3 separate regions of the Homo sapiens genome follow, and regions 1 and 2 are each linked to region 3. The links are chromatin contacts, found by Hi-C in ENCODE. All regions are on one chromosome and are shown on one strand. Each heading gives the region's core, a stretch centred on a gene start or an enhancer-like site at or near the end of the contact. The rest is flanking DNA. Distances are from core to core; before and after follow the strand shown. Region 1 holds the start of SYNCRIP (synaptotagmin binding cytoplasmic RNA interacting protein). Region 2 holds the start of SNHG5 (small nucleolar RNA host gene 5). Region 3 holds the start of LCA5 (lebercilin LCA5).

Evidence for each region. Hi-C counts contacts between places; a loop is a spot of excess contacts on that map. Pooled maps may share reads with other maps.
Region 1: a pooled map shows a loop between it and region 3 (15-fold over the local background). The contact joins the promoter of SYNCRIP here to the promoter of LCA5 in region 3. A Hi-C loop is called at or near these places in 6 of 50 pooled maps.
Region 2: a map of naive thymus-derived CD4-positive, alpha-beta T cell shows a loop between it and region 3 (16-fold over the local background). The contact joins the promoter of SNHG5 here to the promoter of LCA5 in region 3. A Hi-C loop is called at or near these places in 1 of 168 maps with a recorded cell type or tissue (naive thymus-derived CD4-positive, alpha-beta T cell), 1 of 37 single-sample maps with no recorded cell type and 10 of 50 pooled maps.

Annotation. Positions count from the first base shown.
Region 1 is chr6:85,641,021-85,644,177 of GRCh38, reverse strand. It overlaps SYNCRIP (synaptotagmin binding cytoplasmic RNA interacting protein), which reads left to right and starts at 1,292. Exons shown (of 11, transcript NM_006372.5): 1 at 1,292-1,381; 2 at 2,727-2,886. The coding sequence starts at 2,739. RefSeq lists silencers at 213-1,232, 1,823-1,972, 2,193-2,242.
Region 2 is chr6:85,677,067-85,680,100 of GRCh38, reverse strand. It overlaps SNHG5 (small nucleolar RNA host gene 5), which reads left to right and starts at 1,368. Exons shown (of 6, transcript NR_003038.2): 1 at 1,368-1,407; 2 at 1,913-1,965; 3 at 2,069-2,147; 4 at 2,226-2,306; 5 at 2,609-2,677; 6 at 2,910-3,034. SNORD50B (small nucleolar RNA, C/D box 50B) reads left to right here and starts at 2,442; the gene lies at 2,442-2,512. It overlaps SNORD50A (small nucleolar RNA, C/D box 50A), which reads left to right and starts at 2,733; the gene lies at 2,733-2,807. RefSeq lists enhancers at 1,398-1,557, 1,728-1,787.
Region 3 is chr6:79,536,069-79,538,897 of GRCh38, reverse strand. It overlaps LCA5 (lebercilin LCA5), which reads left to right and starts at 1,468. Exons shown (of 8, transcript NM_001122769.3): 1 at 1,468-1,733. It also overlaps a transcript of SH3BGRL2 not described here. RefSeq lists enhancers at 1-424, 955-1,004, 999-1,572.

The DNA.
Region 1 (3,157 bases), core at 43-2,542, 6.1 Mb before region 3:
ATCTGGCCTTCGTGTCATCCCAAGGCAGGAGCCGCTCCTCGCTCCACTGGAGCCAGCCCCGTTCCCCCTTCAAAAGCAGCCGGGGTTTCCGCGTCCAAGCCTGGGGCGCCCCTCCCTTCGCCGAAGGTTCCCGTGAAAGCGGAGCCGCGCGGCTGCGAGGAGGGCCCACTGTCCAGTTGGGGAGATCGAGTCTCCAAGGGCGACTCTCGCACTCGAGTACCGCCAGTCCGGCGGACCAAAGGTCCGCGGGTCTCCGCGCCGCTCCCCTCCCCCTTGGCCCCATTGTCTGCCTCGCCCCGCCCCGGGGGACACGTGCGCCTGCAGCTTCCCGAGGAGGAGAGCGCGGGGCGGTGGCAGCGGCGTGGACACCGCCTGGAACGGCTACGCGGCCGCGGAGCCGGGGGCGGGGGCCGGGCGCGCACAGACCGGTGGGTGCCCTCCGGGAAGCGGCAGTCGCACTCAGCGCCCACAGCACTCTGCCCCGCCAGCCCCGGACCGGGCAGGGATGGGGCGGGCGGGAGCTCGGTGGGGGTGGCGTGCGCATGGTGTCGCGGGGAGGGGGTGGGGTGGGGCGGGGTGGGGAGATGCCAGTCTCCTGACAAAGGAAAACGAGTGGGACACGCTGAGCCGGCCCGCCCCGCCTGGAGGGGAGAGGGAGGGGGAGTGTCGGGAGGGGAAGGGGCGGGCCTTTCATTCAGTCTCGGCCCCTCGGCCGCCACCGTCGGAGCGGAAGGGCGGGGTCTTGTGCCTCCCCCACCCCCAACCCAAGGGGTGAGGAGCGGGGAAGGCGGCGCGGCGTGGGGGCGGAGCCCGCGGGCGCGCGTCCCGAGGCGTAGGCTACGTTGTCACGTCAGCGCGGGAGAGAGAAAGAGAGGAGCCGACTCGGCAGGGACTGGGGGACCGGGCCGAGAGTGCGAGCGAGCGAGGGAGGGAGTGAGGGAGCGTGCGAGCCAGAAGGGGAAAGGCGGCCACTCGTGCCTGAGCGACCGCAGAGGGGAGTGGGAGCAGTGGGGTAAAGGAGCGGGGGGCGGGAATAAGAAAGGCCGAGAGAAGGCGGACAGAGGCTAGTGGTGGTGGTGGTGGTAGGGGGAGAAGGAGGAGCTGGAGGAGGGCAGGGGCTGAGGGAGTGAGTGAAGCGGACGCGCGAGGGAGGGGAGGGAAGGGAAGGGAAGGGAAGGGGGGGTCACGCGGGGGCGCGCGCGCGCACCGGGAGCGCGCTCGGAGGCGAGTGGAACTGGATCGGGTTTGCTGCCAGCGGCGTGAGCTTCGGCCGCCATTTTACAACAGCTCCACTCGCGCCGGACACAGGGAGCAGCGAGCACGCGTTTCCCGCAACCCGATACCATCGGACAGGATTTCTCCGCCTCAGCCCAACGGGGAGGTAACGACTGCCAGAACCTGGGTGTGGGAGGGGAGCTCCATGACATTGTGGAGTGAGCTGGGGGAGGGTGGCGCGGGTAGAAACCGGCTTTTCTGGAAAATGGATTCCAATGGGGAGAAGAGCACGTTGACTGGGGCTGCCTGGGAGTAGGCCGCGGCCCGCGCCGCCACTTCCTCCTTTCCATGTGCTGCTGCGGTTCGGGCTTTGTCTGCGGCGCTTTGGGAGGAGGCGCCTCCACGGTCCCGTGGCCCGCACGGACCGCGAGCGGCTTCAGAGTTGGTGCTGTCGTGGCGGTCGCCGCGGCGCGGGAGTGGGCGGAGAGGAGTGGGTCTTGTCCTGCAGCCGTGCGGCGAGCTTGGGCGGTGCTCACGGTCCCGCGGGCGTTGAGCCGTCCGCTGAACGCCCTCACGCTGCTGGGTTGCCGGGCAGGCGTCGCAGTCACTGCACGGAAGGGTAAGGGGTGGGGACCTGCACAGCGCGCCACGGGTCACGTCTCGGCCGGGCGGGCGGCCGGGGGTCGTCGGCGCCCGGGGAGCGCCAGGGGCGGAGAGCCATGTGTCACGGCGGAGACGGCGGCGCTGGGGGGCGGGGAGAGCCTGTGGCCTGGCGCCGCCGGTGCCTCGGTGTTCAGGGGAGAGATTGTGCTGCTGCAGCTTTCTGGGGGCTCCGACCGCGGCTTCGGGTTGATGTTGGGAACCAGTGATGGTCGTCTTGGTTTGGGATTCGTTGGGTTGCCGTTGAAGGAAGTTGTAGGACATTGGAAGGCGCAGAGCACGTGTTTCTAATGGGCTCCTGGCGGCCGCAGTGGTGAGACTGCCGCTCTGGGTGCGGAGTCAGGGGCGGGCTTTGGGGTGCGGGGTTAAAGGGTGGAGAAATTGGGTGGTGGGAAGGTGGCTTGTATGAGCGCTTTGTTCTTCGCTGGCTGTTGTTACCGATCTATAAGCGGCAGGCGGGAAAAGCGCGCACTTTGGGGGTTTATCTTTGAGAGAGAGGAGCCCAGTTTTGCTTTCTCCACACACACCTCATTTTCCGAACGGGCACAGCTGCATGTGGCACGCTGGCTCGTACCCGTGCTGATTGGGCTCTATTTGTAATATGGTTTTTCCTAGGGAGTGTTAGCAGGTGAGTCAGGGGTGGTGCTGAGGAAGAATATGGTGAATCGGTCCTTCTGTGCCCTGTGCTCCAAATCTGGCTTGTCAGGCGATAGTGACTGTAAGGCTTTTTTAAAGGGAGGTATAGGCTAGCTGGTGTAGTAAATGGTAGAGAAAGTAAAGATGGGGCTCTCATATTGTCTTGTATTCTTTTTGAAGATCCTAGTTTAATTTTGCTTATTGCGTTTGAACAGATCTCTGGAAACATGGCTACAGAACATGTTAATGGAAATGGTACTGAAGAGCCCATGGATACTACTTCTGCAGTTATCCATTCAGAAAATTTTCAGACATTGCTTGATGCTGGTTTACCACAGAAAGTTGCTGAAAAACTAGATGAAATTTACGTTGCAGGTAAGAACTAACACTTGCAAAATTACATTATGAAATTTTTCTATTGGATTTCTGGCTTTGAGCTAAAATAGCAACTTTTTGTGGTTTCCAATAAGTGTGGGTACTGGAGTTTTGCTTGTTGTGATAGTTGGTTAATTTAAGTTTGAAGTAGAGGTTAAGATGTATAGAGGGAGGGAAGAAGAGAAGGTTAGGAGCTAAAGGCTGGCTTGCATGCTGGCCTGATGGATAAGTATATGATAGTAGCAACAGCTGCTAAATGTTGGGAACAGGC
Region 2 (3,034 bases), core at 119-2,618, 6.1 Mb before region 3:
AATATGCAAATTTATGTAAGACATTACAAAGTAATACAAAAACCGACAAAATGCCCGGCCCAGTCAATACTTCATCATATAGGTTCCTGTTAGAGAAAAGTGCTTTTCACTACTATCTTTGAATGTGAAGTTTGATCTTCATTCTAATTTTCTAAAAAGCCACCGAATGTATTTGTTCATTCATTCATTCATTTAACCATTACCGACAACCTACTTAATGCTAGGCACTGTTCTAAGAAAAAATAAACAGCAGAGCACGAAATCAGATGTGTTGCTCCCACACTCTAGCAGAATCGGACCGTAATCAAATGCACACATAAACAACTTTAATAAGTAGTGCTTTGAAATATAGAAGTGAAGAACGACCTGAATTTTCAAATACTGAAATGTTCAAATGTCGTGTGCACACACACACACGCAGACATATTCACTCGAACATGCTAATTAATCAAAGCACTGCTTTTGAATTTTGTGTTTGTCGTCTGGATAAAGTATTCAGGGATACTTCTCAAATTAATCTTTCTCTCGTTTTCAATATAACTAATTGAGTACAAAGAAGTTAAAAATTAGCAAAGCATTTCAGCTGTGTGACCTTAGGCAAATTACCTGGCTGTTTTAAGCCTCAGTTTTCTCCTCTGCGAAATGGAGTATTGAACCTCACGTTCGCTGTTTGAGGGAGACTTGTATGGTCACGTTTAGTGTAACCGGATGCCTGGCACGAGGAAGCGTGAGGAGGAATGGATCCCCATGGGGCCTTGATGCCCGCCCTGAGGCCCTGCAGGGCCGCACGCCGGGGCTGTTCTCACGTGGCGCTTTCCGCTTTTTCACCCAAGCGTTTCTGCCAGCCAACTGCCCTTTCCCGGAGTGCTGCGGCCAGGGCTCGCCCGCTCCTCCGGCGGCCTCCGCTGGGGGCCCACTACAGCCCAGCGCCAGCCAGCCAGCCAGCCCAGCTTCTCGAATCGGTCCTAAGCTGAGGCCGCCCTGCGCTGCAAAACTTGTGTCCACTCTCGGACCCAATCTGTCCTGGACGGACTTGGCTCGTGGCAGGCGAAAGCGTCGTTTCCAACTGCAGCTGTTTGAATTCTGGCGCCACACCCGCGCCACGTAGGGCCAAGTCGGCCGCCAGACTCGTAAGAGACGCTTCGCAGTGCGCCTGCGGGCGCGCGCCGGGAAATGGCCGGGCGCGCGGCCGGCCTGCGGCGCGCTCCACAACGCGGAACGGGCCTCAGAAGAGCCACCGCGCGCGCTCCCGCTAATTCGCGACCACACCCCTGTCTACTTCCATGTCCAATAGGTGCGAGAGGGCGGGACGGCCTCGTTCTGACTCCGGGAGGCTATATAAGGAGCTACTGGCTGCGCACTTCGGTCTTTTACGTCGGCCTTCGCGAGCGTCTGGGCGGGTGGTAGGTGAGTGGGTATTGCGGGCTAGTATCCGAGCAAAAGATGGTGGCGCAGGCCGAGTTAAGAGCTTTAATCCTGTGAAGACATCTTAGTGAAGAGTTTAGAGTGCTGAGAGTTGAAAGCTTGCACGTGGGAAACGTGCGGCCGGACTGCCACATGTACTGAGGTTGAGTCGTGACGGCCACAGGCTCCGAGTTTTGGCGTGAGGAACCGCTGATCGGCCACGGGCGCCGAACTTGCTGGCCTCCGGCATGTGCCTGAGCGGCGGCGGAAAAACCACCTTAATTGGGGCGGAGGGTTAGTTTTAACAGCAAAGGGCCTTTACTAAAATGGCGAAGGCCTTCCGTCGGCGTTGTTTTAAAATGGGAAGCCTCGACCCTGTATTGAAACTGAGCTGTTCGAAGGCGGCGTTGTGTGCAATTCGGATTAATGAAGGGGAAGGGTTTTGTGTGGAAAAACGCCTTGGAGTGTGACATTTCTGCGAGAATGCTTAAATACCGATTTCCCGCAGGAACAATGGCGCTGTCTTCAGTGGCACAGTGGAGCAGCTCTGAAGATGCAAAGGTAAGAGCTTAGTTAAGCTTAGTTTCCAAACTAAAGGAGTAAACCTGTTGATTTACAGGAATAGGAACTGTTGCATCGTTTGAAATTTACTTTTTTTTGTTAGATACACGAAAAAACTTCCAGAACATCTGGGAGAATATTTAATGGAAAATCGCTTGGTTAAAACCTGACACTTTTAACAGGTATGTGTTGTTTTAGTACTTTATGATTGAGCATAGCATTTAATCCACACCTAGACTAAATCAAATTTTTTTTGTCAGTGAACAGCGTTCTGAGTGTGGACGAGTAGCCAGTGAAGATAATGAATGTCGAATGTGACTGACTAGCAGCTTCATTTTGAAGTAGGTTGTATGGCTTAAAAGTTCTGTAGTATTTGTACTATAATACTTGCCTTTTAGCATTACCTTGGTTTGTAGTCAGTGTCACAGAAGTGCAGTTTAATGTATTATGTGTACATATACAAGGTCTGATTGGTCTAATCAATGATGAAACCTATCCCGAAGCTGATAACCTGAAGAAAAATAAGTACGGATTCGGCTTCTGAGATTAAGACCAGTAATTCAGAGGTGGAGTAAATTTTGTTGCCGTGATTTTATAACAGTTGTGTTATAAAATCCTGGGTTTTTTTTTTTTCTGCCAACAGTGAGGGTCGCTGTCTGCCCATTGATAGAGGCCAGATTGTCTTGGAAGTTCCAAAGTTGCAACGATTTCTGTAAGTGGAGTTTTTCTGTTTGCTTAGAGATCAGTGAATATTGTGTCCTTGGTCTTATCTGTGATGATCTTATCCCGAACCTGAACTTCTGTTGAAAAAAAAAAACTTTTACGGATCTGGCTTCTGAGATGGACCGTTATAAGGACAATATTTTTTTTTAATACTTTTAATGCTTTTACATATGTTGTAATGTTTGTAGTCTTGTAAGAATCTCGTGTTTTTCCTTTTCTAGGGCTAGTGCCACGAGGTTTACTTGACTGTTGTGTGAAAAGCTGATAAGAAAACCATCCAGAAAAAAGCTCTTCGTTTTACAAACATGAAAATAAAACATGTAATTTTGGATTATGTTCCTTTTTG
Region 3 (2,829 bases), core at 219-2,718:
TACTTTAACTTCTCTGAATCTGCTTTCTCAAGTATAAACAATGAATAACAATACCTGTCTGGAGTCATGAATGAAGATGGAATGAGATTACACTGCCTGGAGCATTCTGAGTGCTGAATAAATGGTGGTTTCATTCTCAGCTCTCCTTCAGCAATCCTGATCTGACGCTCCTGTGACAGACATTTGTCCACGTAAATACGGTATGTTTTCTGATTCTTCCTAGCAACTTCCTTTATAAGTAATCCACCCATACATTTACATGTTAATTCTAACAGAGTCCATAATAACGAGTGAGCTATTTTAACAGTGTCAGCAGAGACAGATTAAAGAATTGATGAAAAGTAATTCCGTGCAATTTAGGGATTACTCATCTTATTTTCACTAACAGATGACTGCCATCTTGTACAGATGTATTTCGCATACAGAAAATTACATTTAATCACAATATTGTTTGGGTGGGTTAGTCTGTAACTTGAAGTAAAATGTATTGACAGGATAAAATGAAAGCTTTGAAACAGTGCAAAGGTGGAAAAACGAGGTTGAGCGAGAAGCAGGAATTACCAATCTTCATGGTTAGAAGATTCATTAAACGCATTTGCCTTCAAATATTAGATTCTCTACAGAATGGTGGTAAAAAGGCCAGTGAGAAATTAACAATAGTGAGAACACCAGAGTAGTGTTAAACCACCTTGATAATCAGATGGCTCGGAGCAGTTTAAAGCCCTCACGAAAGAGGATTTTTTTTTACCTTCCCTGTCTCCCGCAATTAATGCCATTTCTAAAAGAGAAAATATGTCACACATCAGCGCTCAATAGGCTGACATGCTCCTCAAAACGTTCCTTAAAAAAAAAAAAAAAAAAAAAAAAAAAAAAAAAAAACTTGTGTGCAAATATTTCAGATGCCATTCCACCCCAAACCCGTTCCAAAACCTAAAAATCACTTTCAAGCCAAACTCACGGCTCGTTGGTGATTCACAGCCAGGATCTCGAGGCAGGAACAATAGTGCACTCACCCCGCATCCTCCTGAATCAGCCATTTCGGTAAGAAGATCCAGAAGCACTAGCAGTTTGTTTGTAATTTGTTTACAATTTAAAAGCAAGTTATTTCCCAAAGGAAATCTAAGCAATTGTTAAGTGTTTTACATTACGCAGTCGCCAATTTTACAATTCATATCATGAACCCACTTTGCCCTCCGCCCGCGTCCCTCTCGGAGCCCACGACGCTCAGCAGTCGAGCCCTGGCACCGCACAGCCCGTAGGAGCCTGGAGCGCTCCGCGTTTTGCCCCAATTTCCCTACTTGGGGGTCTCCGCTACAGCTAGAGCGGTCGGCCAATGGAGACCTTCTCCCGCACTCGCCGTCCCGCCTTCCAGTTCCACTGAAGCCAATAAAAAGGGCCGTCTGGAGACAGAAGCCAATGGGAGCTCGGGTAGAGTCATCATGATTGGCTGCGGTCTCTTCGTAGTGCAGTCTAGGCCTCCGCCTCCGTTACCCTGGAGCCCAGGTTACCGCCGCTGCCACCCAGGAGCCCCGATCCTCGCCTCTGTCCCATCCTTGTGTTCAAACCTCCCGCATCTCGGCAACCTCGGCACCCGCCCGGCAGCCTCCGCAGGAACCAGGCACCCGCTCTTTGGCGGTCAGACGCCGAGGCCCCAGCTGGGAGTTTGGTCCTAAGAGGGAAGGCAAGGAGGCGGGACGCCGCATCGGCTCTGCTGAAGAGCCTGCGGGTTGGAGGTGGGCTTTGAAGTGGGCGTGGAGACGGCGGGGGAGGTGGAGGTGCGAGGTGAGGCTGGGTTGAAGCGTCTGGTAGCTAGTGAAGGGGCGTTCGTGGATGGGGGCCTGCGGGTGGTTCTTAAAGCAGGGAAGATGAAGGGATTAGGGATGGGGGAGGATGTAGGGACCGCGAGGAGAAGGAAGACCTAGGAAAATGAGTAAAGAGCTCGGCTTCTGAGAGGGTCCCGAGGAAGGGAGGTTGACCGGCACTGGGGGGACTGGGAAGTTAGGAGGAGAGGAGCTGGGAAAGGGTATTTACTTCCTGGGACCGAGAAGAGAAGAAAGGGAGCAAGCGGATCTAGAGAAGTGGTTGTTATTAAAACAAACAAAACAAAAACCCCGGAGGCCCGTGGAGACTCAAGACTAGAGAGGAGGGGCAGGGCCAAGGGCCAAGACGGAAAAGGAGGCTTTGGTAGCTCTCGGATAATAATAGATGTGTTATTATTAAAACTGTGGTTAGAGTGGAAAGCCGTACTTGTCCAGGCTGTGATACTTCTATACATCCTTCAGGGATGGGATGAGAGGAGTAAAGATGGTTAGAAATAAAAGAAAAAAGAAAGTGCCTTTTTGGCATACTCGAGTTGGAGTCGGTACTCAGATACGTGATGTTTACGTTAGATAGACCGTGGGATAGTGTTTAACAGTGAAGAGCCCTGGTCCAGTTCATCTGATATAAACCCCTTTTTTGTTCACTTTGTTCTTTGGAAAGTATACTTGGGCACATACATATTTATTCCCCTCCTTTATCTTCACGTTAAGAACTTGCATTAGAGATATCTTTGCAATCAGAAGTCATCATTTAGTTTTTGGCAGAGGGAGTGGCTATATGTGTTTTAGAATGGTAAAACCGATGTTTCCAGTTCTTTACTCATTCCCTCTTTCTTTTGCATGGTTATTTTAATCTATGTTTTTTTCCAGTTGTTCCACATTTAAATTCTATATTACCATTTTAAATATTTCACTTTGTGATTTCCCATGTTAGCTAGTATGTTTATCCAAATAAGTTATAGGAAATAATAGTTTGTTTTGATTCTCTAAGTTGACAAAGTATCATTTT